6 separate regions of the Mus musculus genome follow, and all the other regions are linked to region 1. A link is a loop called in an ENCODE intact Hi-C map of the cell type or tissue named here. Cell type or tissue: heart. All regions are shown on one strand.

What was found. A loop is a pair of places that touch in the nucleus more often than their neighbours do. Peaks named below come from ENCODE experiments on the same cell type or tissue, not always from the same donor. Only the 100,000 strongest peaks of a DNase experiment are listed, where the experiment ranks them.
Region 2: it touches region 1 in a loop (4-fold over the local background); 3 of 42 quality-filtered maps call a loop at or near these places.
Region 3: it touches region 1 in a loop (5-fold over the local background); 12 of 42 quality-filtered maps call a loop at or near these places.
Region 4: a loop joins it to region 1, with 3 times the contacts of the local background. A loop is called at or near these places in 24 of 42 quality-filtered maps.
Region 5: it touches region 1 in a loop (4-fold over the local background); 16 of 42 quality-filtered maps call a loop at or near these places.
Region 6: a loop joins it to region 1, with 7 times the contacts of the local background. A loop is called at or near these places in 19 of 42 quality-filtered maps.

The regions. Positions count from the first base shown.
Region 1 is chr16:32,810,383-32,815,382 of GRCm38, forward strand. It overlaps Smbd1 (somatomedin B domain containing 1), which reads right to left and starts at 64. Exons shown (of 4, transcript NM_001256309.1): 1 at 1-64. The coding sequence starts at 52. In heart, CTCF peaks have their summits at 2,766 (motif pointing right) and 2,965; DNase peaks (open chromatin) are centred at 2,809, 3,589, 4,289 and 4,929; H3K4me3 peaks cover 1,328 bases; H3K27ac peaks cover 1,309 bases.
Region 2 is chr16:32,911,553-32,916,552 of GRCm38, forward strand. It overlaps Lrch3 (leucine-rich repeats and calponin homology (CH) domain containing 3), which reads left to right and starts at 2,548. Exons shown (of 21, transcript NM_001081255.1): 1 at 2,548-2,851. The coding sequence starts at 2,590. In heart, CTCF peaks have their summits at 2,341 and 4,565 (motif pointing right); a DNase peak (open chromatin) is centred at 2,549; H3K4me3 peaks cover 2,118 bases; H3K27ac peaks cover 1,539 bases.
Region 3 is chr16:32,695,285-32,700,284 of GRCm38, forward strand. Gm34766 (a long non-coding RNA gene) reads left to right here and starts at 3,383. Exons shown (of 3, transcript XR_384827.2): 1 at 3,383-3,511; 2 at 4,452-4,562. In heart, a CTCF peak has its summit at 1,997 (motif pointing right); no DNase peak of the experiment used is centred here; H3K27ac peaks cover 567 bases.
Region 4 is chr16:32,874,854-32,879,853 of GRCm38, forward strand. It overlaps Fyttd1 (forty-two-three domain containing 1), which reads left to right and starts at 2,931. Exons shown (of 9, transcript NM_027226.4): 1 at 2,931-3,143. The coding sequence starts at 3,041. It also overlaps a transcript of Rubcn not described here. In heart, CTCF peaks have their summits at 639 (motif pointing left) and 2,817; DNase peaks (open chromatin) are centred at 2,888 and 4,608; H3K4me3 peaks cover 2,933 bases; H3K27ac peaks cover 1,929 bases.
Region 5 is chr16:33,152,880-33,157,879 of GRCm38, forward strand. No RefSeq gene overlaps it. Among named protein-coding and RNA genes, the nearest start is that of Gm41447, 18 kb to the left of the region's middle. In heart, a CTCF peak has its summit at 2,332 (motif pointing left); no DNase peak of the experiment used is centred here.
Region 6 is chr16:33,021,223-33,026,222 of GRCm38, forward strand. All of the region lies in intron 8 of Iqcg (IQ motif containing G), which reads right to left. Among named protein-coding and RNA genes, the nearest start is that of Iqcg, 32 kb to the right of the region's middle. In heart, no CTCF peak of the experiment used is centred here; a DNase peak (open chromatin) is centred at 2,749.

The DNA of each region.
Region 1 (5,000 bases):
GGTTTGGAATCACAGGGCCCAGCCACAGCAGGAGGAGAAAGGCAAACCACATGGCTTCAGGCTCAATAGATGCAGAAGTGCTTCAGGGATCAAGGTCCAGCTCCAATAGCTACTCACTGGAGAGCACTTGTCCAGTGTCTCCACACAGAGGAGGAGCCAGGTGACACCTGGTGATTGGCAAGGGGGTGGCACCGTGGCTGTGTGGCACAGGTGTTTCAGCTGCTGGGATTGACTTAGCCAAACAGAGGTAATTTTTATATCTTTTTATACCCACGCTCTGGGAAGAATCTGAAATGCCAAAGTGGCAGAGGGCCTCCGTGCGTATCTGACCTTCCCATTTTATAGACAAGGACACTGAGGCCTGGGAAGACAAAGGATACTTTGGACTCACACAGTTTAATATGGAGAGCTGAGGTGACAGCGCTGGTCCCCCAGCTCCCTGTCCAGTGCTGTCCCAATCAAAATGAGAGATATAGTAAGAGTGGTCCCATCAGCTACAGCAATGAGCGGGGCACCTCAGTTCCCTTGCAGAGACCCTGCGCCTGGCAGAACTGTTACAGTTCTGACATAAAGCTGAAGGTTGAGGCAAAGTCATCTCAAGGTTAAGGGATAAAGAAATTTTCCCTTAGCTCCTATTTAAAAATGCAAAGAATCGACTCTGTTGGGCATTCAGAAATGACTATGATTTGAAATTGGTTACGTCTTTGGCCCAAACAGGTTCTAATCAATCCCTGAATGCATCAGAGGCTCTGCTTTTGAAGGGATGGTGGGTGCCTAAGACAGAGAATAGCCACTCCTAACCCCACCCTGTGACCTTCCACTGGAAGCTGGTGAAAACACTCACCCTAAATCTGGGCCACACCTGGCAGCAGCCCTCGGAAAAGATCACGGACAAAGCAGGGGTTTGGGGTTTTTGGTTTGGTTTGGTTTTTTGCCTGCCTACCCTCATTCTTGCTGGCAAGTTCATCTATCCTGCTGCTGAGACATTCTTTCTCTATTAGAGCCCACTTCTTTGGGACCCCATCACAGGGTGAAGACCAGCTGAGACAGCCAGCCTCATGGATGGAACAACTGCCGGATTCTTGGCCTTTCCATCAGGCAACAGCCAATGCTGGACTAGCCAGACCAGAGCCTGTGTGCCATTTTAATAGATCCCATTTTAATATACATAAATTCTACCAGTTCTGTTTCTCTAGAGAACTCTGATATAACACCCCATTTCTCTCTGGCATTTTTACTTATGCTTTTTAAATTTATATTTTAGCTATCATAGGGGAGGGGGCACGCATACACACACGCATTTGGATGCCAAAAGACTAGTTTTGAGAATCAGCTCGCTCCTTCCATCATGGGTTCTGAGGCTCAAACTCAGGTTGTTAGGCTCACAAAGTGAGCACTTTATCCTCTGAGTGTCCTCACCTGCCCCTTCCTACCTTTATTAGATTTTTTTGTTTGTTTATGTGGCAACAACAATCACCAGGTAAAGACATGCAGATAAAGCAAATGGCGGTATGCTGAGCCTGACAGGACAGAAGGATGGAAGGAGCCTGGGCCGCAAAGGAATCACTATGTAAGCAAACCAGAGGCATCAATTGGTGTGCTTCCCCTGGGGCTCTTGAAATGTTAGGAAAACAAACTGTCTTTTGTCTGGTGTCTTGGTAGGGTTCCTGCAATGTGTAGCTGGAAGCATAATGGTATAATAATAATCTTTAAAAGTGCAGAAGCTGGGATGGAAAACTGGCTCTCAGGGAGCCAGTGGCCAAGAAGGCTATGATTTAGCGAGACCCGCTCTCTAAACTAGCTAATAAAATAGAAGAGATCTGTCTTCTCACAGCCCCAGAGGTCAAAGTCATACACCATGTGTCAGCAGGGCTCACTCCATTATTCTAGATTTGTTTTTAGAAACAAATTCCTTGGGACTTTCTACATAACCGTGACATCTGCAAACACAGATCTATCTCATTTCCTTTTCCCACCTTTTTAGAGTGGCTAGAACTTGTTTCACTGTGATGAGTTAAAGTGTTGAGAGTGGACAGCTTTCCTTTAGTCCTACTATTGGGGAGAAAGCATGCGGCTTAAGTATAATGGGAGCTGCAGGCATAATACTCATATTCCAGTGAGCTCATCGACTTCTCAGGGCCTTGGGTTGGGTTACATGAAGAGACACTTTTTTTCCTTTTAAAGACGAGGTTTCTCTGTGTATGTAGCCCTGGCTGTCCTAGAACTCACTCTGTAGACCAGGCTAGCTTTGAACTCACAGAGATCTGGCTGCCTCTGGTGTCTTGCCTCCACTAGTTCTGGGATTAAAGGTGTGCACCACCACTGCCTGGCTAGAAGGGAAATTTTTTTAAAGATTTATTTTATTTTATGTATATAAGTGCACTGTAGCTGTCTTCAGACACACCAGAAGAAGGCATCAGATCCCATTACAGGTGGTTGTGAGCCACCATGTGGTTGCTGGGATTTGAACTCTGGACCTCTGAAAGAGCAGTCAGTGCTCTTAACCCCTGAGCCATCTTTCCAGCCCTAGAAGGGGATTTTTTTTTTCTTCTCTCAGAGGTCTATGGGTGTCGCCCTGATGACTTCAACGGGGAGGGGGGGGTGTTTCCATGTAGTAGAAGCAAAGACTTAGGTGTGGCTTGTCTAGATGATTTGACTATCTCTTCACCCATCTTGCGGGGATGCCTCCCTTGAGAGCCCAAGGGGAGGAAGAGAGAGAAAACAAGTTGGGTATAACATCTGCAATACCAGCAGATGGCGCCACCAGCACAGGACAGTGTCCTTCCTCTCTAAGAGAAACTGCTTGCTGCATCGCTACTTCAAATATTTCTCAGGCATCCAGAAGGGCCACACTGCGAAGAGTCCACTCGGGTTACCCCTCCAGATGGCACAGGGACCCTCGGGCCTACGTATTTCTAAGGAAGTGGGAATAGGAAGGAAGTAGTATTTGGCTTAATTGAGGGTAGCAGATGTTCAGAAGTTGGCAGAACGTGCAGTCATTGTTTTGGAGGTGTTTGGCCATTAAAGAGGAAATAACTTGGAGGAAAGTAAACTTAAGAGATAAATATTTTTAAAATATTTATTTATTCCGACTTTTAATTAATAAATGTTTGGTGGCTGAATGTATGTGCATCCCACATATGCAGGGCCTGTAGGGGCCGGAAGAGGGCGATAGATTCCCCGAACTGGAGTTAGAGTAATTTTGAGCTGCCACGTGTGTGTTGGGAACTGACCTCAGGTCCTCTTCAAGAACAGTGAACGCTCTTAACTGTGGAACCATCTCTCTAGCCCCAGTCTGGATTTTTAAAATGGAAAAAAAAAACGTGTCAACACTTTATTATTAGTGCCTCTACTCTCGGTGAGAAGTTAAACACACAAGAAATGGCCACAAGAGATGAAGCCAAATTCTCCCAGGAGAGCACTTCATTTTCTGTGCACATTGGTCTATGGAATATTTTTGTTTGGTTTATTTGTTTGTTTATAAAATAGGGTCTGGCTATGTAGTTTGTGCTGGCCTGGAACTCAGAATCTAGTCTCAGCCTCTGGGGTGCTGGGATTACAAATTGCACCACCACACCCAGCTGGCTGGGTGGGGTCGCCTTCCAGTCTATTTGGCTTTTTAGCACAATCCACAGAGGCTTCTGCATCCTAGCCCCTGCAATTTAGCGACAAGGTAGAAGAATAGAGATGTGGCCTGGCACAGAGGAGCTCTGGCAGAGTGAGGAGGGCATCTGTTCTGGATGCCACCATTTCTTTGTGATGTGGGGTAAATGAAAGGATCCGTGGAGTGGCAGTTAGGAAAGGTTTGGGGTGGTCCCTGTTAAGAATGGAAAAGTGGGGGACTGGAGAGACAGCTCAGCATTTAAAATTGCATTTGGCTCCTGTTTGGTCCCAGTGCCCACAATGGTACTCAAACTACTAGTAACTGTAGCTTTAAAGGATGCTATGCCTCTGCCACTGGCACACACGCGTGCATATTGCTTCCCACCCCTCACAGAGTGCACACATACTTTAAAATAATAAAAAGGAATCTTTTTAAAAGAACAGAAAAGTGAACCTTCTAGAGACAGTAGACAGTAGCTTTGGCCTGAAACCTAATGTGAGAGACCATGATTTAAAAAGAGATTATTCCACATCTGTGAGCGTCCTTCCGCAGCACGGAAAGTGAAATTGGGAAGTTCCAGAAGATGTCACCAGGGATAGCGTAGACATGGGGAAGTGGGATGGAATGGCAGGAACTGACTGGGCGGTGTGCAAGGAGCTGGACTTCAGGTCACAGGGATTGAGGTGAAAGATCTTTTCAGAGTGGCCACCTTCACCGCCTTGAACGCTGGGTGTGGCTGGGCGCCCCTTGGCAGCGGCAGGTGAAGGAGGCTCGCGCATGCGTGGAAATCACTGCAGCGAGGGAACAGTACCAGCTCCCTGATCTTACAGCACTGAGGACTTCCAGAGAGACAGAGCTTTATCAAACGAGCCGGGACCCCCATACGGTGGAAGCAGAGAACCAACTCCTGCAAGTTGTCCTCTGAGCTTCACATATGCACAGTGGCACAGCCCTCCCCCCTCCCCCCCCCAATGAAAAAGATAATTAAAAAATGTAAAACCAAGCTGGCGGGTGGAAGTGAGAGGCTTGCGTTTCATTTCGTTTTGTTTTAACGACCAGCTGACCCTTTGCAACAAGGGACACGTTTCCATTGCCTCGGAAAGTGGAGGTTCTAGAGTGTGGGCTCTTTATAGCTGAAGAAAACAGCAAAGGACCTGTGTCTCTTAAAAGTGACTTACATGGTCAGAGTTTGGGGAAAGCACTGTGGCCTCTCATAACTGTGACCTTCTGGTAACGTGAGCAGAGGGAGTGCCTGGGACGGAGGACCTGTGCATTCCTGGATAACTTGAGCTTGGTCTATAAAAAGGAGACTCCGCTGAGCAGCTAAGCCTCAAGAGACATAGCAGGCGGGAGGGGGCTGGGGAGAAAGGACAGGGTTGAGTCGTGGGGGAGGGGA
Region 2 (5,000 bases), 100 kb after region 1:
GGAAATTGAACTCAGGACCTCTGGAAGAGCAGTTAGTGCTCTTAACCGCTGAACCATCTCTCCAGCCCACCACAAACCTCTTAATCAACTTATTTTGGCCTTCAGATATCTACAGACTTCATCCCGTGTTCTGAAAACCTCCAGTTTCCCCCTTACTTTTCTCTCTGTTGTTAATATATAACCTATCTACTTATCTTGATTCCCACACTTGCTTTTTGTTCATATGCTCAGGCCTCCCATATCTCCCTGGGATATGAGAGGTGTGTATAGCATCGAGTTTAATTCACTAATGGCTTCAAATCAAGTCAAACAGACTAGTTGCAGTTTACACATCTGGACAGTTCAGGACTAGGAATACCATGCTGAGATTGTAGTGGAGTGTTCATGTCAATAGGAAAAGAGGCCATATGGCTAAGAACTTGTGGGAATTGATGCAAATATAAAGTAATAGGACATTAGTGCTTTTGAAAAGGTACATCTGGCAATTCAGGTAAAATTATATAGTGTGCTTGTGGGTGTAATGTCTTGAGTGGGCACGGAGGGTAGGGAGTAGTCAGTTCTCCCCATTTACCACGGGCTCAGTGGATTGAACTTAGGTTGTTGAGTTTGTATGGTAAGATTTTTCCCCCATGACCATCTTGCCAGCCCAACTTAATCTTTTTTTTTTTTTTTTTTTTTTTTTTTTAAAGACAGGTATCCCTTTGTATCTAGGCTGGCCTGTATCATCCTGCCTCAACCTCTCAAGTACTAGGATTACAACATGCTCCTGGCTAGCTTAGTATCTTTCAAAGAATTAGAAATGTTCAGAAAGATCAGAAAATACATATATTGGGTATACATTACTTGACAAAGACTACCCATTACCATGAAGGGGCTCATTAGTAGACATTAATAATTTATTGTGGGACTTGTTGCAAAAGAAACTAGAATGTCAAATTGCTGAGAGCCAGACATGGCATCAACTATTACTTGTTTTGTGTTCTCAGGGGTTGGAAGGTCAAAGTCAGCTTGGGCAACATTGGGACTCTTATCTCAAACAAAACAAGACAAAAGGGCTGATAGAGCAGGTCTTGGAGCAACTGTTACTAATCAACTTTATTACTGAAACATTTTTACAATTTCTTGAACTCAGGAAAGTGCTTTTTGGGGGCTTCCCTGAAGTTGGGCTTTGAGTGATGAGCAGCTTCTCACACCTCATATTTTCTTTTGTGCTCTGTGATAGATTTTTCTCATCTGTGTCTTAATGTGCTCACATGCATCAAAATCATACTTGGAATTTTGCTCTCTGTCATCCTATTTTGTAACTTCAGGTTTTATTCAAAAACCTCACTCGTTCTTTTTTTTGGGGGTGGGGTGGGGTTTTGTTTTCAAGACAGGGTTTCTCTGTGTAGCCCTGGCTGTCCTGGAACTCACTCTGTAGACCAGGCTGTCCTCGAACTCAGAAATCCACCTGCCTCTGCCTCCCATGTGCTGGAATTAAAGGCGTGTGCCACCACTGCCCGACCCACCTCACTCGTTCTTGCTCTAGAGGGACTGCTTTGCCGTGCACTCTACTCAGCCCAATTGCTGTTTTCTTATTGTAACTGGCCTCCTTGGGTTCCAAAATAAAATTAGCTAATTCTTTAGAAAAGAGACTTTATCTGACAGGCCCTCGAATTCTGTACAGCAAAGTAAATTTGGTGAGTGATATTTGCATCACATATTAGGAATGGCTTGAATTTAAAACAGATTTGGAAAAATAAGAGACTGCAGGACTGGGAGGGTGGGGTTTTATTTAAATGTGAGTGGTAGTTTTCATTACTTGAATGGTTTCCGGTTTTGGTCTTTCGGTTCTAAATTTAATCCCAACATTTATTACATAGCCAGATTTCAATGTTAGATGTAAATATTATTCGTTCTGCTCTAGCTAGTGATAAAATCTGCGCAAACAGCCACAGTATTTAAGACGTTTGGTTTCATTAAGAGCTCTTTCATAAAAAGAGTTCGAAGCCAGCCTGGTCTACAAAGTGAGTTCCAGGACAGCCAGAGCTATACAGAGAAACCCTGTCTCGAAAAACAAAAAACAAACAAACAAAACAACAACAACAAATCTAAAATACATAACAATTTCAACAAGAATTAGGGACTTTGTAGCCGAATCTGCTCACACGGTATGTTTGTTTTCCCGTTCAAGAACTAATAGTATATCCACAAATTCCAGTTCAGATCATCTGGCGGTATGGTGACAAGCTGAGAGACAATTTTGGGCTTATCTCAGGGAGTCCCCTCTAAGTGCCCAAGTTTCTGGCAGCAACAGGGCTAAGGAATCTTTGCCGTTTAATGTAATCCACCACTGAGAGTTGGAGCGCTGTTAAGGACGGGTTTTGGTTTTTGTAGTGGCCTTTTAGGGAGCCCAGGGTACCGGGCTGCTCCAGCTCTGCGAAGTCGGTTCGGTTTCCCTGGAAAACCTGCTTGTGGGCGGGGCAGGCGGCTTGTTGCGCCCAGCGCGTCCGGGAGAGCTGTCCCCGGTCCGCGAGCCCCTTTCCCCGCCCACCCAGCGGATCGCGTGGCGCATGCGCAGAGCCGGGCCGGAGAGTTGTCGGCTGGGAAATGGCGGCCGCGGGCTTGGTGGCTGTGGTAGCGGCTGCGGAGTACTCTGGCCCTGTGGCGTCCGGGGGAAACCTCTCCGGTGCGACCTGTGGGCCGAGCCCTGGGTTGGGCCCTGGTCCTGGCCCGGGCTCTTGGAGCCGCTCGGTCGACCGAGCCCTGGAAGAGGCGGCGGTCACCGGGGTGCTGAGCCTGAGCGGCCGGAAACTGAGGGAGTTTCCCCGGGGAGCGGCCAACCATGACCTGACGGACACCACCCGGGCCGGTGAGCGGGGCGCGGGCATCCCTGCTACCCGGGACCCGTGGAGTGGGGGGCAGGGGGTGTGTGGCGACCGGCCCGAGGCTCCCCGGGTAACGGGGACCGCTGGCGGTACCGCGCACCCTCCCGGCCTGGCCAGACCCGGAGCCTGGGGTGCGGCAGCGCGCAGCAGCATCTCCGCTGCCGGCGAGAGGCAGTTGACGGGTGATCTTTCTTGAATCGCTCTCAGAAATCTCGGCATCAGTGCCCGCCCCGTAGACTTTTTGCCTCGCCCCGGTGTCTGCAGACCACTTTGCATTTGGGATGCCGAATTGACTTTGCTAAGAGTTGGAGCGTGGCAAGCACGTTCTTCCATCGTAGTATGGGTGACGCTGGGTGCTGCATTGTCAAAGGATCCAGGTCCGCTCTGGCGTTTTCCCTAGTGTGTGCGAGTATGTGTGTGTAATGTGGACTCTAACACTGGGAACAGCTTATTTCTCCGCCTCCGTCTGATTTACCGAAAAGTACTTGTAAAAATAGGCCATCTTTAGGTGCTCAGGACTTTCGTCTTCCATTCTTACCGCCGCCTAAGAAAACATGAAAAGAAGTAGGATATTGTCTACCACATCTATATTTGCTTTTCCCTTTAAAAACATTTCTGCGCCTTATATTGTTTAAGACAGGAAAGAGAATGGGGATTAAGTATTATTTGGTTTCCTTAGTTGTGGGAAACAATGTATGGTAACTGAGGTATTCAACATACTATATAATGTGTTCCTCTTGTGTTTTAAATATAGCTTCCTCCGGGAGTAGATTAAGAATTGAGTCCTTTTGTTTTACATAAGGGGAGGGGTCCCCTCAGAAGTAGTTTAAATGTTTTGTGTTTATGTCATATACATTGTTTCATCCTCATTCTGCTTGATTTTAAAATGTGAGAGTTAATACTTTTTCTTAGGCTTGTGTAGTCATCAAAGATTGGTAATTATTACATATTTCACTAATGTTGAAAAAATAAATAGAGCTGGTAAGATTGCTCAGTGGGTAAAAAGGCACATGCTGCTGCCAGACCCGACAGACAACCCAAGTTTGATCCGAAGAACCTACATACTGGAAGGAGAGAACTGACTCTTGCAACTTGTCTTCTGCCTTACATTGCGCACACACGCGCACATGCGCACACATACACACACACACACACACACCACTGCACTAAATATTATTTTTTAAAAAATAAAACAAAGACATTAAATTATCCCTAGAAACTATTATTTCCAAAGAAACTTTTCCTCTGCTTACTAAAGCTTATTAGTGGTAGCCTTTATTTTCAATATGATCTGAATTTTTTTCACTTGGCACTGAAGTCAGACTTGCTAAGGTAAACATGAAGAGTTACTTGAATTTTTTATGTGTATTGGTGACATCATGTAAACTTGTCATTCCTACCCCTCCCTGCCTTCTTGATTCTGCTCACGGGAGGGCTGACTGTCTGGCAGGGCGGTTTTCATATTGAGGTGAGTCATTTCAGTATTGCTGCTCTAAGCCTGAAGGTAAAGAAAAGGGTGATTATAGGAGTCTATCTAACTTATTATCTCATCTGTTCTTGAATAATTCTAGGAGCAAAAGTTTGAGCCATCAAGAAAGAAAACGTTTTATTGACAAAACCAGACATTTATTAAGAATAATATTTAATTTAAAGAAAAGGTTTTCTTATTGTTTGTTTTATTTTATGTATATGAGTGCCTTGTAGCTGTCTTCAGACACACCAGAAGAGGGCATTACAGATCCCATTACAGATGGTTGTGAGCCACCATGTGGTTGCTGGAAATTGAACTCAGGACCCCTAGAAGAGCAGTCAGTGCTCTTAACTGCTGAGCCATCTCTCCAGCCCCAAGCTTTTTTTTTTTTTTTTTTTTTTAATGTATATTATTACTCATACTTTAATGTTCTAGTTACTATATTAAATCAAAGGTTTTGTTGTTGTTGTTCTTGTTTGACACTTTATCTGGTCAAAAGTGTACTAGAAAAGGAGAGATTAAAAAGATCACAAAGTATTCTTTAACCTGTTAAGCCAGATTCATTTTTAACTTCAACAGCTCTTAGTAATTAGAACAAAAATAGTTTTAAAAAGGCAATTTAATGCCAGTGACATCATTTATTGACTGTTCACTATTTGTTT
Region 3 (5,000 bases), 120 kb before region 1:
GGAATTGAACTCAGGACCCCTGGAAGAGCAGAGCCAACTCTCCAGTTCATGAAGTTTTTTTTGTTTGTTTGTTTGTTGTTTTTGTTTAACAGTCACAGAATATAAAAATTGATAAATCTAGGCACTTTCCAGATACATCAGCAGAAATATCAGCTAGACGGCTTATTGCAAATCGAGGAGACCTCTGTAACCTTCAGATGCCATCTGCCGTCCTTCTTAGCTTTTGGGTTGGTGGAAGCCAGCAGTCTATGACCACATCACCGTAAGTTCATGTGATAGCCACACAGTTACACAGATGTTAGGCCATATCTAGCCAATGATTACCTAAAAAGGAGCTAAAGATAGCCCAAGATGTCTCAGCTCCAGATCTGCAATAGTCCAACTCTCCACCTTCGCTCTGTAGAGTTGTTAACACAGGGATGACTGTTGTCTGGGTACAGCAATGAGTCACTTCTCATTCCACTTTACTTCTTTTAATATTTCATCTATCTGCTATGATTTTTCTCTTTATGTTCACGTCAAGAGTATTTCTTTTGTTGGAGCATGGTCATCATGGCTGTTGGGTACTGATATCTGCCTCCTTCACAGCAGTTACCTGTCAAGTGCTTGTCTCGTGAGAAGCCAGGTTTCTCTGGACTCACGTGTACTGAGCAGTTTTTGGTTGGGACACAGACACCGTGTCTATTATAAACACGGCCATACCTAAGATGCATAGAGAAATGCTTGTGTGTTCGTTGGTTTTAGCAGGTGATTGTAATTTAGGGTACATATTTCTCTATAATATGTATAGCAGGTATGTATGTGTGCACGTGGGGTGGATGCCAAAGGTCAATGTCCGCTACCTCCTTCAGTGGCTTTCCACTTTTGAAACAAACAAAAAAAAATAAAACAAACAACAACAAAAGACTGGGTCTTTCACTGAGCCTGGAGCAGAACTCACTCGTTTGGCTAGGTTGACTGACCCTTAGCTCCAGGAACCAGCCTACCTCTGTCTCTCCCACGTGGGGGTCAGGGTCACAGCTAACATGCAGCTGAGCCCAGCTTTAAATGTTTTGTTTTTAAAATTACATCTCTCTGTCTCTCTGTCTCTGTCTCTCTGCCTCTCTCTGCCTCTCTCTGTCTCTCTCTGTCTCTCTCTATCTCTGTCTCTCTCTGTCTCTCTCTGTCTCTCTGTCTCTGTCTGTCTCTCTGTCTCTCTGTCTGTCTGTCTGTCTGTCTCTCTCTCTCTCTCTCTGTGTGTATCTCATACTGTGGCGTGAGTGTGGAGGATATCAAAGATGATGTAATCTGTCCTCATGTGTGACTGCTAGGTGTCTCCCCCCACCCCAGCCCTCACCTGATCTTCTTTCCCTCAGTTTCCCAAGTACTCACTGTGGACAGCGCCCATCTGAGGCTCAAGCAAGCCAGAATGGGGATGGGTAAGGAACCTTAGTAGGTAAGGGTGCTTGCTGTGCTAGCGAGAATGTGGGTCCCAGCACCACATAAAAAAGATGGGCATGTTCACACATATGCCTCTAACCCCAGTGCTGTGGGATTGGGTGACTGGGTCCAGATCTAGGTTCAGTGAGAGACTCTGTCTTAAGGGAGTAAGGAGAAGAAGGATAGAGAGGCCCCTAACCCTTTTAGGCCACAGGCACACCCACATGCATACACCCTGGAGAGTGGAGTGCACTTTAGAGTGTGAGAAACCCGGGTCAAGAACAGTTAGAAGGTCCGATGCCCGTGTCTAGTGTGGGCACCTGGGACTGGCACCACACTGGCAGTGCTGTGAGAAGTTCCAAGAAGCTAACGGCTCTTGGTGAGGTGCCAGAGAAAACAGACAACTCCCTCAATTTTGCACAGTGGTTGAGTTCCTGGAAAATTCAGGTTGTCTAAAAGATGTACAAACCTTCCTTTGTTCCATATACTACAGGACATTTTTTCTCAGGCATCCCTGTCCTGTGTTGTGGGGGGTCCCTGCCCTTGTGACCCCGGCATTGTGATAAAAATAGCTCTTGAACTTCTCAACTTGTCCCCTAGGGGGAGCTACTGTCCTCCATTAGAATGCATGTCTTTTCTGATGACTACCTGTGCTTGGAATTCTCTATTTATTGGATCCTTTCAGTCGGCTTAAGATGTCAGTGCTCTTCTCAAATTCAGCGAGATGGTGGTGGCACATGCCTTTAATCCCAGCACTGGGGAGGCAGAGGCAGGCGAATCTCTGAGTTCAAGGCCAGCCTGGTCTACAGAGTGAGTTCCAGGGCAGCCAGGGAGGTTACACAGCTGATAAGTATGGGTCTCGATCTAGGATGATCTACATCCAAACTCCTATTTTCCGCTCCAGGTTACTTCTAACAGTAAAGAATAACTATGTGTTGGGCTCAAAGGAGCCTGGTTAACTTGAGGCTGAGAGCTGGCAGGCCCTTTGGAGCCACAAATGCCTAGCAAAAGCAACCTAAGCAATGGTCAACTTCGGTTCATGATAGAGAGATTATGGGGCACAGAGCATGAGGTAGCTGATCACTTAGCATCTCCAGTCAAGACATGGAGAGACATGCATGCATGTCTGTGCACCAGATGCATGCAGTACCCTTGGAGACCAGAAGAAGGTGACAGATCTCTAGAGATTGGAGTTAGCTGCCATGAGGTTTCTGGGACCTGAAATTGAGTCCCCTGCAAGAGCAAGAAGTGCTCTTAACCCCTGAGCCATCTCTCCAGCCCTACATTAACTTTAGCTGTGCGTGTGCGTGTGCGTGTGCGTGCGTGCGCGTGCGCGTGCGCGTGTGCGTGCGTGTATGCGTGTGTGTGTGTGTGTGTGTGTGTGTGTGTGTGTGTGCGCATGTGTCTCAGTGCATGTGTGGAGGTCTGTTCTCTCCTGTCAGGGATTGACCTCAGGCTTGGTGACTAGTACCACAGTGATGGCCTTGGTGAGACTTTTTCCAAAAGCAGTCCATGCTGTTCTGGCAAGCAGCCAGGATTAGACCAGGGTTAGTGCTTTGAATTAGCCTGACCTTGAACCAGCTGTTTGGCAGGTGACTACAGGAACCATCAAGCCGTGGGATGAGGTGGAGAAGGGAGACTGGGGAGGCTCAATTCCCCATTGCAGGGTCTCCCAGACTGAGTGTGAGCCAGAGCGTCGGTGTGCTACGCCTGCGGAACCTTGCTAGGGGTGCCCCGCTGGGGAGGCCTGGCTTGGGGGTGCCCTGCTGAGGAGTCCTTGCTGGGGTGCCCTGCTGGGGGTGCCTGGCTTGGGGGCACCCTGCTGGGGAGGCCTTCCTTAGGGGTGCCCTGCTGGGGCTTTCCTGCTGGGGCACCCTGCTGGGGAGGCCTTCCTTAGGGGTGCCCTGCTGGGGCTTTCCTGCTGGGGTGCCCCGTGTGTGCTTCTTCCTGCTGCAGAACCACATGCTACCTCTGGCATTGGATTTGGCGGTCTGAGGGTGTGTAAACGTGTGTGACCCTGTCGCGCTGGCCCAGAGGCTTCAGGAAGCAGTCATAAAGTTGGAACTGAATGCTGCGGGTCACCCCAGGGGAAGTAAGTGATTGAGACAAACCAAGGAGGAAGAGCAGAGAGGGGTGAAACCGCCATGCAAGTCTGAACCCAAGGGAAGGAGGAAGAGAAGGCAGAGAGGAATGTCTGCTGGCTCTGTCATTTAAGGACCATTGTGCTTGCCTCTCCTCCCTGTCACTGCCTGAGAGGCACTAAGTGGACACTGCCTTGCAAACATGTAATGGGGCTCATAGGTCTGCAGAGGGCCTGACAATCTAAAATCCTTTCCCACAGACGTCTCACCAGCGTCCTGACCGGGAACATTAGGTCTCTGAGCTGTGACTACCTGGTACACCCCACACATGCACAGTAAACTCTGAAAGGAAGCACTTGATTCACTGATCGATTCACTTTGAACAAATTCCTGTAGATGGGCCAAGGGGAAGACAGTGCGAATGACCTGGGGCCGGGCGGAGCTTACTTCCCAGGGGACACAGCCACTTTTTGTGCCCTCCCTTTGAGAAGTCCCAGCGGGACTGAGGGAGGGCTCTAAACAGAGCACTTCAGGGAGGAGGAAGATACCTGGGCAAGCCAAGGACACTCTCAGGGCTCCATGTCCAGGTGTTTGCAGCTGTGGGTCTGCTCTTCAGGCACCATTAAGGTCTCCTGCGCTGTCTTCCTGTCTGGCAGCTGCCGCTGTCCCTTGGATATGGTTAGGCCAGACTAGTGTCGTAAAATGCACTTGGACTTCAACGACACACTGTGAGAAAAGTGTAAGCTGTCTCACACATAAATTTTACATCACTATGTTGAGATAATAATATTTTAAATAGACTGTGTTAAGTAAGAATTATTAAGATTGATTTTATCTATAATTTTTTTTTACAGTTAATGTGGTGAATAAGATATTTAAGATTCTATTTCCATTCTGTCTCTGCTGCACAGCACTGCCCTGCACCCGAGCTCACATATCCTTTTCCCACAGGACCTGTGGTGGGAAACGTTGCAGCCCCTCTGCCTTCGTGGAACAGTTGCTCTTCAGAGACCATATGGGATGCAATTGCATGAAGATTCTCTACTGAGATCTCACTGCTTGGTGAGCTTCCAGAGTCCTCTGGAATCCTGCCCTAAGAGCTTCAGGTCTTCTGCCTCAGGGCACAAGGGAGCTCCAAGGTTGACCTTCCGTGTAGTCAGAGATGGGGATACTTGAGTCATACGGAGTAGCCTAGATGTCACAGAGCCAGGGGACTCATTGTGTATGGATGGAGAGAGCCAAGACTTTGATGTTGAGGAAAACCCTCATCTGGGAGGAGAAGGAAGAGGGAGAGGAAACAGGAAGTGAACAGACCAGTCAGAGAGTGATTTAGGAGCCAGAGTGGCTCAGCCTGAGGAGGTCAAGAGGTGAATAGGACTCAGACCAGGAGGAACACCTCCAACAGAGTGTCCTGATTACTTAAAAGGTAAGCCATTCCATGTTAGCCTGTATTGTTCATATGGTCGCTGCTGAGTCCTGCCTTGTCTAAGAGTCAATAGT
Region 4 (5,000 bases), 64 kb after region 1:
AAATTTCAAAATCTAAACACACCTGTTTTGTTATATCAAATGCATGCTTTCAAAATCTAAATGCCTTAACTTTTTCATGTAGATTAGAAAGAAGATTAGAAACAAGATGGGCTGGTAAGATGGCTCAGTGAGTGAGGGTGCTTGCTGCTAAGTCTGACAATAAGAGTGTGATCCCTACATGGTAGAAAGAGAGAATGGACTCCCACAAGTGGTCCTCTGATTCCACACGTGCCATGTTACATGTGCTCACATACATGCACACCACACACACATATACAGTCAATCAATCAATCAATAATAAATGTAAACAGACTTTCCAAGCTGGGTATGGTAGTGTACAATTGGCACTAAGAAGGCAGAGGTGAGCTGGGCGTGTGACGCACGCCTTTAATCCCAGCACTCGGGAGGCAGAGGCAGGCAGATTTCTGAGTCCAAGGCCAGCCTGGTCTACAGAGTGAGTTCCAGGACAGCCAGGGCTGTACAGAGAAACCCTGTCTCAAAAAACCAAAAAAAAAAAAAAAAAAAAAAAGCTGGGCTGGAGAGTTGGCTCAGCAATTAAGAGCACTGACTGTTCTTCCAAAGGTCCTGAATTCAAATCCCAGCAACCATATGGTAGCTCTGTAATGAGATCCATCTGCAATGAGATCGGATGCCCTCTTCTGGTGTGCCTGAAAACAGCTACAGTGTACTTACATTAAATAAATAAATAAATAAATAAATCTTAAAAAAAAAAAAAAGAACCAATCTACAATTCTTTTCTGTAGTTTACTTCTACAAATGAGCAGAGAGTGCAGAAGTTATAACTAATGGCAGAGGGCTAATGCAGGGAGAAACATCTTGTGCTTAGAGCATCTCAGAAATGTAAAGATAGGGTTTCTGGCCTCAAACTCAGAGATCTGCCTGCCTCTGCTGGGATTAAAGTTGTGCACCACCACCACCACCCAACTCAGGGTTGTAAAGACTCTTAGGATAACTTATGCAGACTAAGGCCTATAGCATTCCATAAGGTAATATAACAAGTGACGGAAGAGAATGATAAATGCTGTACTCAATAAACCCAGGAACGGTAGAAGCTTTCTTGTTGGGTGGTTTGGTTTTGGTTTGGTTGTTTTGAGACAGCCTCACTGTGGAGCTCTGGCTGGTCTGGAGCTCTGAGATCTGCCTGCCTCTCAGTACTAAGTCCAAAGGTGCCTGGCCTCATCCACACTCTTCTTTACAATCTAGCTTCCCCAGTTGCTAGCAGTTCAAGGGGTTGGGGTTGGAGAGTAAAATAGCAAACCCAAGGACCTTGTGGCAAAAGCATCAGCTATTCTACTATTCTACGTGCCAGATTTTACTGTTGAATCTTGCTGAATTCAAACTTTTTACCATTAGTTTCTTGTATGCCCTCATAGGTGTGTGCTATGTTAACTGACTATATACAGTTACAGTTTTGCCATGGGAAAGAAAACCAACTTGACTTTTGCTGTTGTTTTGAGACAGGTAATCTTTACATAGCCCTGATTGTCCTGGAACTATGACCTGGCTTGTTTACAGCTTACAGAAATTCACTCACTATTCTTTGCCTCCCGAGTATTGCAATTAAAGGCACTGCAAAACACACCTGGCCCAACTTGACTTTTGAGAATAAGGGATTGTATTTCTCAAATTCTCAATAGAAAATTATACATTTCCTCAAGATAAGACTACTATGATTCATCAAACACCCCAAAACATCATGCTTTTGGATGGAATCACGAATTAAGAGTGGCCTTTTCTTTTAACCATATCGTAAGAAGCATTAGTATGTAGTTTTAAGATGGATCAATAGCTGTCACAATCTTTACTAAAAAGGGTAGATACAATATAACCAGGTCTCAGCTGGTAAAAGTTAGAAAATATGTTATTAATAGATGCAATTGTACATGATATGAAGTGTTTTAAAGTATGGAAGCTCCAAGCAAAAAATAGTAAAATGTGTCACGGCTGTTGAATTTGCAAATCACATGGATTGTGACATTACTAAATTAAATATAGGATAGTGTGGTTTTCAGATTTCTTGGGTCACTACAAAGCTAGCTCAGGTCTCTACTAAAGAAATTTTAGGAAGTGAAGAAAACGGTGGCAGAGATTTCTACACGAACAGAACACTTGACGCTGTTTTTTTTTCCTTAGATGAAAATGCCTGAGATGGTTTTGAGCTGTTATGTGGGGGATGGAATAACAGGCATGCTTCCACGCAGGTGCGTTGTAGAAAATAAAGTAAAAAAAAAAGGGGGGGGGGGAATAACATTTCGTAAAGGGGAAACGAATTATTAAGCTGGAATGGAAACATTAAGTTTTTCTATAAAGACGATTAAGGAAAATATATATATTTCGCCACTCAATTGAGTAATAGAAAAACGCAACCAAATAAACAGAAGTACTTACCCTCCCAAGGGAAGATGAGGTCTTACTAAGGTAGCTAGTACCGTGCCAAATGTTTATAGAGTGCCAACTGAGACAAGGCACAGATACATTAGCATTTACTTTTATTGTTAAGGTGACTCAAGAACTGTCACTGCAGCCTTTGCTATCAGACGTGGCAACTCAGGGACAGGGGAGCTGGGACCCATCGCTGCAATCTCGGCTCGCAGGGGTCTGTCCAGCCTCCGTAGGCTGCACTGCAGAGGGGCGTGCCGGGCCTTTCCGCAGCAGGACGGGCCGGAACAGCAGGGCCAGGCTAGTCGTTCAGACTCGGTTTCGGAGGCGCTGCCAATGGTGTGGACCGTCGAGGCGCTAGGACAGCCGCTATTCCCGGCGCCCTGGGCTGAGGCTCCAGGACGGCGCCCCGCACCGGTAAGGGCCGCTAGGCGCCAGTTTCGCGTGGGCCGCTCTAGCCGCCCGCAGCTCGTCTCGGTAGTCCCTCTCCCCCGCCCGCTGCTGGGAGGTGGGAGGGCGAGGACGCCGCCGGCGCGCGTGCGCGCTCTGCGCTGCAGCTAGTCTGCGTGCGTGAGTGGGAGGCGGCGGGCCTGCGACTCTGGCCTTCCCGGCTGACTGCTCCGACGCCGCAACCCCAGTCATGAACCGGTTTGGCACCCGGTTGGTAGGAGCCACGGCGACCCCGCCGCCGCCACCGAAAGCACGAAGCAATGAGAACCTGGACAAAATCGATATGTCCCTGGGTGAGAGACCAGGGTGGCCGCGTCGTGGTGGGGGGAGGGGGCGGGAGGCACGGTGGGGGAAGGGGCGGTTGACCGCGGTTGCCTGTCCGGTTTGGTCGCGCGTGGGCGGAACCGGCGAGGACCCCCCCCCCCCGATGGGACGGGAGCGACCCCGGTGTGTCCCACCCCCGGGGGTAGGGAGGGGTCGTAACAAGGACTGGCCGGGCCCGGCGGTCCGCAGGGTCCGTAGCTGCTGTCTTCTTTCCCCGCAGGACGGAGTCTCTTGGGCTACCCGGGCCGGCGTGTGCTCACCCACCCGGGGCTTTTCCTTTTAAAGGGTCTTAGAACCAGCCTGGGGCTGCAACTGACTAAAGCCAGCAACCGCGAGAATAGCTTGTCTGGTGTGAATGCCCAGAAGTGCGCTGGGCACGGGCGATTTCCAACCGGCGCCTCCCCTGGGAACGCCGGGGGTCCCGGACGCGGTCCCTGAACGGCCGCTCGGAGGGGTCGTTAAGCGTGAACCGTATTACTGAGTTTGATTAGGTGTTTACTGAAGCGTGTTCTCTAGCACGGTTTCAAAGTTAGCCAGTTGGGGGTGGGGAGGGAGAGATGTACGCAGATTGATAAAATGTCAGGTAGAACATGGGGTCCCGTGTACATAAAAAGGATGCCGTGGTTTGCTGATGATTATGTAAGAAAAGCATGAGGATTGTTTTTTATTTTCGAAAAAAAAAATAATTCCAATCCAACAGTATGAGGGCTTCTGTTTGGTTTGGCTTAGCAAATCCAAAAGTAATTCCTTCTTTTCTTTTCTTTTTTTTTCTTTTGTAGAGTCAAGTTATGTATGGTACTGGATAGAATCAGTGCTCTCTTTCTTTTTCCTCTTTCCGGGTCTCTTCTCACCACACTGCCCCTCTTGGATATTTTAAAATACCTGAATACTGAACTTGTGTTTCTTTTCTAATGGAAGGCTATCCTGGGCCTCAGAAGCCCAGGGACCATACAGCTGAAGAGGGGAGCAGGTGTCCCAGTGGAAGGGCATCCTGAGACACTGGTGCCCAGGAACCACACAGCTCTGAAAGGAAACCTTCGCAGCTCCCAGGGGAGGGTATTCCCAGCTGAGCTGAGGAGCTCAAGAGTCTCAGACCTACTCCACTTGTTTGCTTCTCTTCATTGCTTCTTGGCTTCTTATCAGTCACACCAGGCAGCAAATCGCATAAAAGAGATTTATTGGTAGATCCAGAGAGAAGAGGGACGAATCCAGTAATGGCTGCCCTCTGCTCCCACTATAGGACAACAGGGAATTGGACAAAAGGCAAGGGCTTATATAGGGTTTCTTAGGGGGATAGAGCTTTTCCGGACAGATTTCCAGAATAAGTATTGGTGAGTTTTCCTACTCAGGGATTGGTTAGGTTTTGTGGGAAGCTCAGCGATTGGTGGGTTTTTCCTGCTCAGGGATTGGTAGATTTTCAACCTTTTTCTCTGCCTTGGGGCCCATGGGTTAGGATAGGAAGTCCTTTCCGACCGACCAATCGACCACAGGCCCCTTTGGCTGAGATGCCATCACGGAGAGGCTGGAAAGGAGCTGTGGACTGCCACGGTGGGACAGCTTCTGCAGCAGTATTTCGGGGTGGCACGTTTCCTTTTCCACCTCTAGGCTTTAGGCTGAGGTGGAAAAGGAGATGCACCACAGCGATGACTCCTGTGACAGTTCTAGGCTGAGGAGGTGACAAGATGCCTCCATTTTGTCTGCTCCTGTGGGGACATCTTAAAATGGCCCTAGGCTGAGGTAGGAAGGAGGAACTGGCTGCTTAGGGACTACAGAACTTAGATGTAACCTATTCTGAGGATGTTGTTTAGGGTAATCCTGGGCCTGGA
Region 5 (5,000 bases), 340 kb after region 1:
CTTGCTGTTTTATACGGCACTATCCTGTTCTTCATTCCCCAGGTACCCAACTGCAGAGTGCTCTCTGCCCACCCTACCCCTCAAGCCCCTCGTTCTGTCTGTGTGTATCACCCAGAAGCAAGGATGTTCTGTTTTGTCCCTGCTCAGTCACGATTCATGTCTCTTGGGTAGATCACACTTGGTCATCTTCTGCTTCCTTAGACAGCACAGATAGATACCCTGTGTAGATCCATCTTAGCAAGTATGCTTTGCTTGCACGGCCTCTGGTGGCCACAGAACACTGGTTTCAGGTTTTCCTGCCCACAAGGAGCTCACTGGCACGGGGTGGAAAGCTGGGCATTGGGAATTGTAGGTTAGACAGCCATAACTTTGAACTACTTGAGAACATAGCCATCACTCTCAGGAAAATTCATCAACAGTGGTAGTGGTGGTGGTAAGGGGGGAGTAGAGCCCTCAGGCAAGCAGGGCAGCAACCTGGTGGCTCTGTGGTTCTGTTCTAGGTACATCCAACAGCTGTGTCATGTGACTGCCTTTGAGTTCCATGAGATAACACCATTACAGAGACTTCTAAAGACTCTCCCTTTTCCCTTCAGCCAATTTTAGCTGAATTTTGTTGACAGCCAGAGAATGTCAGCCAATTTAAAAAAAAAAAAAAAAAAAGATTTCTGGGGAATTGTCTCTGGAGAAAAGCTGTTGACAAGGACGCTTCTGGGTACCCTCTGCCCTTTCATAGGACAGAGGCCAGAAAGCCTGTCTGTGTTTGCTGTGTTGACTGCCTGTCTGTGTTTGCTGTGTTGACTGCCTGTCTGTGTTTGCTGTGTTGACTGCCTGTCTGTGTTTGCTGTGTTGACTGCCTGTCTGTGTTTGCTGTGTTGACTGCCTGTCTGTGTTTGCTGTGTTGACTGCCTGTCTGTGTTTGCTGTGTTGACTGCCTGTCTGTGTTTGCTGTGTTGACTGCTTTTGGGGTTTTGTTGATTTGAATTGCTGACCCTTCCTGCAGCTAAGCTTTGAAGCTGAGTCTCATGCAGTGAGAACTAGCCTGGAACTGACCTTGGACTCCTGATCCTCCTGTCCCCACCTCGTCCACGGTGGAGAGGTGTCAGGAAAGGAACTTGAGGTGAGAACTGAGCCTCAAAAGATCCCTTTGTCTGGGCTTCCTGTTTTCTGGAACCAAGACGCATGCCCTCTAACAAATTAATAATCCGAATATTTATGCAGTGAGTGCCTGTGAGTCTGTTACTGAGGATGCAGGTCATCTTTCATCACCTCCTTCATTTTACTATATCATGTGTTCACATTCGAGTTTGCATGCCCGTGTGCACTGCGTGTAAGTCAGAACAACTCATAGGTATCCGTTCTCTTCTACCACGTGGGTCCTAGAGATGAGCTCAGATCACCACTGAGCCATATCGCAGGCCACAACCACCTTCTGAAGTGGTCAGGTGCAATTATATGGACACAGCCTTGGGCTGGGGGCACCTGAGGGAAGGGGTCACATCCCTGCTTCTGGGTGTTTCCTGGTTCCTCCTTGTGTGAATCATTCTTTCCCATGTCTGCAGGGATTCTCAGGAGTCTCCCGGCTGGCCGCAGAGCATCCAGGCTGCCCACCCTGCTCACCCAAGGAAGAGCCCTGTTGTGGCAGAGGAGTGGCAGATGGGACTCTTAACAGGGACACCTCCTCTGGAGTCCGTGCACCTGCCCATTCCTCTAAGCCCTGCATCCTGATGCGGCCTTTCCCTAGGGCAGGCAGGGAGCTGGCAGACAGGCCAAGCTGCTCCTGTTTTAGTCAGGTCACTTCTGAGCAGGGTAGCCAGACTTCAGCCAGCCGTGTCTCACAAGCACAGCAGCACAAGATGAAGCTGCAGGCCTGGCGTGGTGGCGCACGCCTTTAATTCCAGCACTTGGGAGGCAGAGACAGGCGGATTTCTGAGTTTGAAGCCAGCCTGGTCTACAGAGTGAGTTCCAGGACAGCCAGGGCTATACAGAGAAACCCTGTCTCGAAAAAAAAAAAAAAAAAAAAAAAGAAGCTGCAGGAAAAACCAAACACACCCACCCATAGCCTGTAAACCTCTCCGTCCGGTGCTATCTCCATGCAATCTATTTTTGTATGACTCCCTCTGTCTGCAGCCGCTGTTTAGGGAACTTTCAATAATGTATGAGAAGACACAAACACATTCTCCTACTTTAAAAAAAAATCAATAGATAGGGGCTCAACAGTTAAGAACACTGTTCTTACAGAGAATCTGGTTCTAAACCCAGCACGGAAAAGGTAGCTCACAACCCTATTTAACTCCAGGTCCAGTGAATCTGATGCCCTCTGCTGGATTTTTTGGGTACAAAGAGCACGTGTGGTACACAGACATATATGTAGGCAAAACAGCCATACATAAAAAATAAATACATTATCAAGGAGCTGAGTATGAGTATTGGCTTTTGGATGGGGACAGGTGGAGGTCAAGATGTAGGCAGCTGAGACCCCCAGTTCAGGTGGTAGATCCGTTCAGGGATCTGCTACCGGAGGATTTAACTTAGAATGGCTTACAAACTAGGATGCTAGTTGTTGTGCTCAGCGATTGAGTTACCTGTTGATTGGGGGCGGGGGGGGGCGGAGAGAAGAAGCTGAGTATGGTTAGCACACACCTTTAACCCTAGCACTCAAGAGGCAGAGGCAGGTGGATCTCTAAGTCTGAGGCCAGCCTGGTCTACAGAGTGAGTTCCTGGGCAGCCAGGGCTACACAGAGAAACCCTGTCTGGTGGGGTGGGGTGGGGTGGGGGGGGAAGCAAAACCATAAACAAACAAAGATCCCACTGTCTGCAAGGCTCCTATGCCAGCTGTTCTGTACACATCTTTGTTAGGTCTGAATGAAGCCCAGGACAAATGGTGCCTATTGGCATATGGAAGAGCATGCTGGCCCCCAGGCTCTCACTGCATTGTGAGTGCCTGTTCCAGAGTCCGTGCTGGCATCCAGGCTTCTCTCAGCTCTTCTTACCCCGCCCCCTTCCCTAAACTCCTCGCTCTTGGGTTTCCCTACCCCAACTTCACATCCCCACATAACCCTGCCATTTCAGTTTTGCGTCCTTTTGTGCTCTTGGTTCTCTTGGTTTCTGTCTTAGTCAGGGTTTCTATTCCTGCACAAACATCATGACCAAAAAGCAAGTTGGAGAGGAAAGGGTTTATTCAGCTTACACTTCCATACTGCTGTTCATCACCAAAGGAAATCAGGACTGGAACTCAGGCAGGTCAGGAAGCAGGAGCTGATGCAGAGGCCATGGAGGGATGTTCTTTACTGGCTTGCTTCCCCTGGCTTGCTCAGCCTGCTCTCTTATAGAACCAAGACTACCAGCCCAGAGATGGCACCACCCACAAGGGGATCTCCCCTTGATCACTAATTGAGAAATGCCTTACAGTTGGATCTCTTGGAGGCATTTCCCCAACTGAAGCTCCTTTCTCTGTGATAACTCCAGCTGTGTCAAGTTGACACACAACCAGCCAGTACAGTCTCTCTTGCCTCTCTCTCTCTTCTTTTACTTCCTCCCCAACCCCTCTTTTCTCGTGACCCTGTTCGATTGACTGGCCATATCTAGTCTACTAGTTTCTCTGTTCTGGACTTAGAAACCTCTGGTGGTCCTCTCCCTCATATCTTCACTACATGCCTCCTCAACCATCCCTTGGGCCAGTGGTGTCCTCATGTCACTCTGTCTACACACAGTCTGTCAGTACCGTGAAGCCGTGAGCAGGACGTGGAGCACAACGATTCTCTGTAATATTTCAGGTCAGGAAAGCAGAGAGCTCCTGCTTGTCACGTGGGTCCTAAGCAGCGGCCACTGTGGAGCCATGGGGTCCCCTTCCCAGGCTCTATCAGTGGGAAATGCCACTCAGCCAACCCATCCACGTGAACTCCAGATCCGAAAATCTGACTTGAGGCAGAGGTGCTTTCTTTATATTATGTTAATTTATCACATGTGTGTGTATGCATGGGTGAACACACGTGCAATAGCCTGTGTGTAGAGGTCAGAGGACAACTTTCAGGCGTTGGCTCTCTCCATCCACCACGTGGGTCCCAAGGGTTGAATTCTTGTCATTAGGCACCTCACTGCACCACAGCTACACATTTTTTTTTTTGAGATAGGGTTTCTCTGTGTAGCCCTGACTGTCCTGGAACTCACTCTGTAGACCAGGCTGGCCTCAAACTCAGAAATCTGCCTGCCTCTGCCTCCCAAGTGCTGGGATTAAAGGCATGCGCCACCACGGACCAGAGCAACACTTTAAAGGAATGGAGCTTGGAGCATCTTCTCCCAGGACCCTGGGACTTCGGGCTTTGCTTTTCTCTGTGTGGGTGTCTGGGGCTTTCATGGTCCTGGCCGATAATAGCAACCTTCCCCACCATACCAGTTTCCTTTACTCAGAATTTTACTTTACAACCCAATGTTTCTTTGGACAATTTGAGATATGGTACTTGTTATGGTCTGTATATGCTTGGCCCCGGGAGTGGCACTATTGGAATGTGTAGCTCTGTTGGAGTAGGTGTGGCCTTGTTGGAGTAGGAGTGTCACTGTGGGTGTGGGCTTTAAGACCCTCATTCTAACTGCCTGGAAGCCAGTCTTCCACTAGCAGCCTTCACTTGGAGATGTAGAACTCTCAGCTCCTCCTGTACCATGCCAGCCTGGATGTTGCTATGCTTCCCCCTTGATGATAGTGGACTGAACCTCTGAACCTGTAAGCCAGTCCCATTTAAATGTTGTCTTTTATAAGAGTTGCCTTGGTCATGGTGTCTCTTCACAGCAGTAAAACCCTAACAATGACAATATTTTTTTAAAAAAAGAGAGAGTTTTATTTATTTTTATTTTATGCATATGAATGCTTGCTTGCATAAATATATGTGCACCACTTGAGTGCCTGTTGCCTGCAGAGCCCAGAAATGGCATCAGCTCCCCTGGAACTAGAGTTACAGATGGCTCTGAGCCACCATCTAGGTGCTGGGGACTGAATCCGGGTTCTC
Region 6 (5,000 bases), 210 kb after region 1:
ATGGCTGCCCATACCTCTAGTAGAAGCAGGAGGATCAGGAGTTCAAAGCCAATGTTAGCCCCATAGCAAATTCTAGTCCAGCCTGAGATATAAGATACCTTGACTGAGGGGAGAGGAGTCTTCAAATTTCTAAGTGAAAATAGATATGAATCTAAGATACCAGCCAAAGTTTCAAATAGGAGAGAAAGATGATGAGATTCAGTCTATGAAAGTTACTTGAAGATGTCCGTTTGCAAGGGAAAATAAATGGCGTGTAACAAAGGAAAAAAAAAAAAAAAAAAACAGTGAAGTGTGATTCTCATGACAGTCCCTCAGGAGGCACCAGGACTACTGGGAGGAGCCTGGGCCCTGAAGGCAGATCGCCAAGGTTCAAGTCTGGCACTCAAGTTTACTTGAATTCTTTAGTCCCCTAGCTCTCTCCACTAGTGGCTAGAGATACAACAATCTCCACACACAGCACAGCACAGTGTAGTGTAATAGTGGTAGGCTAATGGACTGACAATTGTATAAAATTGGTTTCAACACAGGATATTGGAAAGGGGGGGGCAGTAAATAAGAGTTTTAATAAAAGCAACAGGATATGCATAATGATTAATTCTACACCTAAGAGAGAGACAGTAAAACCTAGACATGTATAAAAAAGAATTTTTTTTTCTAAGATAGGGTTTCTCTATGTATTCCTGGCTGTCCTGGAACTCACTCTGTAGACCAGGCTGGCCTTGAACTAAGAAATCCACCTGCCTCTGCCTCCCAAGTGCTGGGATCAAAGGCGTGCACCATCACTGCCCAGCATACGATTATTTTTTTTTAAGATTTATTTATTTGTTATTTATGAGTACACTGTAGCTATACACCAGAAGACACCAGAAGAGGGCATCAGATCCCATTATAGATGGTTGTGAGCCACCATGTGGTTGCTGGGAATTAAACTCAGGACCTCTGGAAGAGCAGTCAGTGCTCTTAACCATTGAGCCATCTCTCCAGCCCCTATATAAAAAATTTAAAGGTTACAGCAGGGTGAGTGGTGGCGCACGCCTATGATCCCAGCACTCAGAAGGCAGAGGCAGACAGATCTATAAGTTCAAGGCCAGCCTGGCCTACAGAGCAAGTTCCAGGACAGCCAGGGCTACACAGAGAAACCCTGACTTAGAAAACAAAACAACAACAAATTTAAAGGTTGCCATTGAGCTCAAGAGATGGCACTGTTGTCCTCTTGCAAAGGACCTGTTTCAGTTCCCAACACCCATGTCCACACAGGCTCAGCAGCCTGTAACCGCAGCTCCGGGAGTCTAAAGCCATCTCTGACCTCCTGGGTACCTGCACTCATGCCCACATGCCCACATGCCCACACAGAGACACATACATAATTCAAAAATAAGTCTCAACAGCTACTAGTGAAAACCAGAAATATGTAAGTCCTAAAGTCCAGGAGCATTCAATAGTAAAATACAGAAGATTAGGTATGGTGGAGCATGTGGTAACCCAGCGCTGGGGGCAGAAGCAGGAGACCAAAAAACTGAAACAAAATGGAATCTTTCCTACGAAGACATGTTACAAAACATGACTCTGAAAGATCTGGTAAATGAAGAGCTGAATATCATTCTAGGCAGATAATGTTTCTCTTTTAAAATATGACACTCCAGAAAATAAATAAATATGACATCTCCTGCAAACACATCAAGACAAGAGAGAGAGATATCCAGTCAAGATGGCTTGGATTTTACTACACTTCAAACAACACATACAGTTTTATTCTATTTCTCTTTTGGGTTTCGGATCATAGTAAAATGGAATTGTTTTCAAGCCATGCAGCCAAGCCAGTGAACTTTGGAAGCAACACAAAAAAAAAAAAAAAAAAAAAATAGCCCCAGAAAACAAAGAGATATAAAAATCAAAGTATAGCCGGGCGTGGTGGCGCACGCCTTTAATCCCAGCACTCGGGAGGCAGAGGCAGGCGTATTTCTGAGTTCGAGGCCAGCCTGGTCTACAAAGTGAGCTCCAGGACAGCCAGGGCTATACAGAGAAACCCTGTCTCGAAAAACCAAAAAAAAAAAAAAAAAAAAATCAAAGTATATCAGCCCTAGTGGTTTATTAACACCGTACCATCCCCAGGTAGACTTTTAGGAAATGAAAGATGACTCAACATTAGTGGGTAGATTAGTACAGTCTGTAACTCTACAGAGACTGGAGGGATGGCTCAATGGTTAGGAGCCTATCCTGGTCTTGCTGAGTTTGAGCGGTCACAACCACCTGTAACTCTAGCCCCTCTGGCATATTCCACTGGCTTCCATGTGGCAGATATAAACACATACACATAAACAAACTGTCAAATAAATAAACTTAAGTAAGTGTATTTTACTTTATAGACAGAGGAGAAAAATATATCATCAAAAAATCATATTGATGGATGAAAATAATTCATCTCAGCTGGGTGTGGCGACACACCTTTATCCTGGCACTGAGAAGGTGACTCTAAATTCTTTGAGTTTGGGGCCAGCTTTGTCTCTGTGATGAGTTCCAGGTCAGCCAGGGCTATGTTATGAGATGCTGTCCTCCCACCACCACCAAAAATAAATGAATACTTGGACAAGAAACTCCTTCACATGATAAAATGTGCTCACCAGTGATCTACAGGGTAAACATCCCACTGAGTCAGGTACCAGTCACTGCCTCTCAGCTCCAGGTTCATTCAGCATGGCTGGGCATGACTGGAAGTGTTTCCTTTGGCCACCTAGCAAAATACTAAGCTTCGTCAGCAGAGGGCGCTAGAGGACACGGCAGGAGGTCTGTAGGCTCACTGTGCTCTGGCTCCCTGGTCACACTGCTAGAGCTGTGTGACACCCAGTGGCACTCATTGACCAAAACATTTAACTAACAACTGCAACATTATATCCATTATGACGAGGTAAGATTAACTCCAAGAATGTAAAGAACACAATAGCAAATCTACCCTGTTTTACTTCCACATATTAAAGGGGAAGATAATCTCAATGAATAAAAAAAGTCCACCTTCTACAACCGAGTATTCATCTGACTGAAGAAGGAGGAAAGGAGAGAGGGAGGAAGAGAAGGGGCAGAAGGGAGGAGGAGGAGGAGACAAACATTTAAGTGCACACTCCTATAATTCCAGCACTCAAGAGGCAGGAGGCTGAGGCAGGAGGATCAAGATGAGTCAGAGAACACCTTGAGCTACATAATTAGAACAATATCCAAAAAAATCCAAAACAAACAAACAACAACAAACAAACAAACAAAACCCCAGCACCTCTTGGCATCCAGGAAACCACGCACTTTCTCTAATGAGCCTGAATCTTAGTCATGGGAAAGACTTTCCTTCCACCTCCTTGGTTCCTTTCTCGGATCCTGGCAGTCAGCCCTGTGCTAGCCTTCAGAGCTCTCTTTATCCCTTCTTGGTAATCTGTCCCATATTAATAGCTCATGATCCTTTTGTTAAAGTCTGTTTAAATTGATAGTGTGATTTGTGTTATTTAAATGGATTTTAATCACACACAATTGGCACTAGGAATGAAGCTGATCCCACGCTCTAATTCACAGATGTCTTTGTAAGTCACTTGCCATACTTGCATAGCAGCCTGGTGTCATTAATGCAACAGGAGATCTGATATGGAGTGTCAAAGCAGATGCCTCTGTAGACCATGACATGACAGCTGGAGGATCGGCAGCCCCCGTATAGGAAGGAGGAGGCACACATGGCCCTGCTGGTGAAAGCAAGCAGCTTTCGAATTGGTTTAGCGATTAGCAGCTGTATTGCAGATGTGTATCAACAAAGTCTATGAATAGCAGCAGCAGCTGGAGTTACAACAGTCCCCGTGACTGTGCAAGGGCCAGGCAGCTTCTGCACAGACCAAGCAGCAAATCTAAGGCCCTGTGCTTCAGTCAGGTGTTGGAAGGCGGCGCTTACCTATGCAGTGTCATCAGGGTCACAGCAAGCCTGTGGTTTAATTTTCAGTGGAGTTGGAAAGTTCCAGGCGCTCCTACATTTGTACCTGTCCCGAATATGTCTTCCCCACTGTATATACTCAGTACTTTGGGAAGTAGCCACAGTTCGGCTCCATAGAACTCGAAAACCCACAGCAGCAGTGACTGAAGTTAAGACTCCACTTGTTGGGCTGGTGAGGTGGCTCAGTGGGTAAGAGCACCCGACCGCTCTTCCGAAGGTCTGAAGTTCGGGTCCCAGCAACCACATGGTGGCTCACAACCATTTGTAACAGGATCTGACTCCCTCTTCTGGAGTGTCTGAAGACAGCTACAGTGTACTTACATATAATAAATAAATAAATCTTAAAAAAAAAAAAAAAAGACTCCACTTGTCATCTGACTGCCTCAATCCTGCTGTGACCCGGGGCTGGCTACAGGTTTGTTCTGTGGGTCCCCATGAGTCACTGTCAACTCAGAGTTAATGCTCTCAAGAAGCCAGTGTCTAAGTCACTCCAGACTCCATAGGTCTCCTGGCTTCATGACCACCTTATCTTCGTTGTCAGCCACCAAGTGGTTTTTCAGGGTTGGACCATTCCCATGGAAGTCAGGACCTACCTTAAGGATGCCCCGGAGGTCACACCTGGCCCCCATAGGAATGCGGTCAAGTACAGAGACATTTCTCGCACTCTCCACCAGCTCACTCACTCTTTGCTTCCTGACTACCACCAGCATGGATAGCCTTCAGGGAAGGGCTTGTTCCATTAGCTCTGCCAGGTTGCCACAGTGTGCTACCTAGCTGACGTTGATAATGGATGAATCTGAAGGAGCAGATTTACCACCTGGACAAGAAAGACCCGACTCTCTCACCAACTGGCATGATACTGAGGGCCTCACAAGGATGCTGGAGAGACTCCCAAAGTCAAAGGCTTAGCTCTTCCCAGGACATCTTGAGAGGAGCAGAAAGGATAAGGACCCTAAGTTCCAGCAGGTCCTAAGGGATCACTGAGGTTAATGCCTGGTTACTCTCAGACCAAGCAGGTCCCCTGGGTTGGAAATGGGAG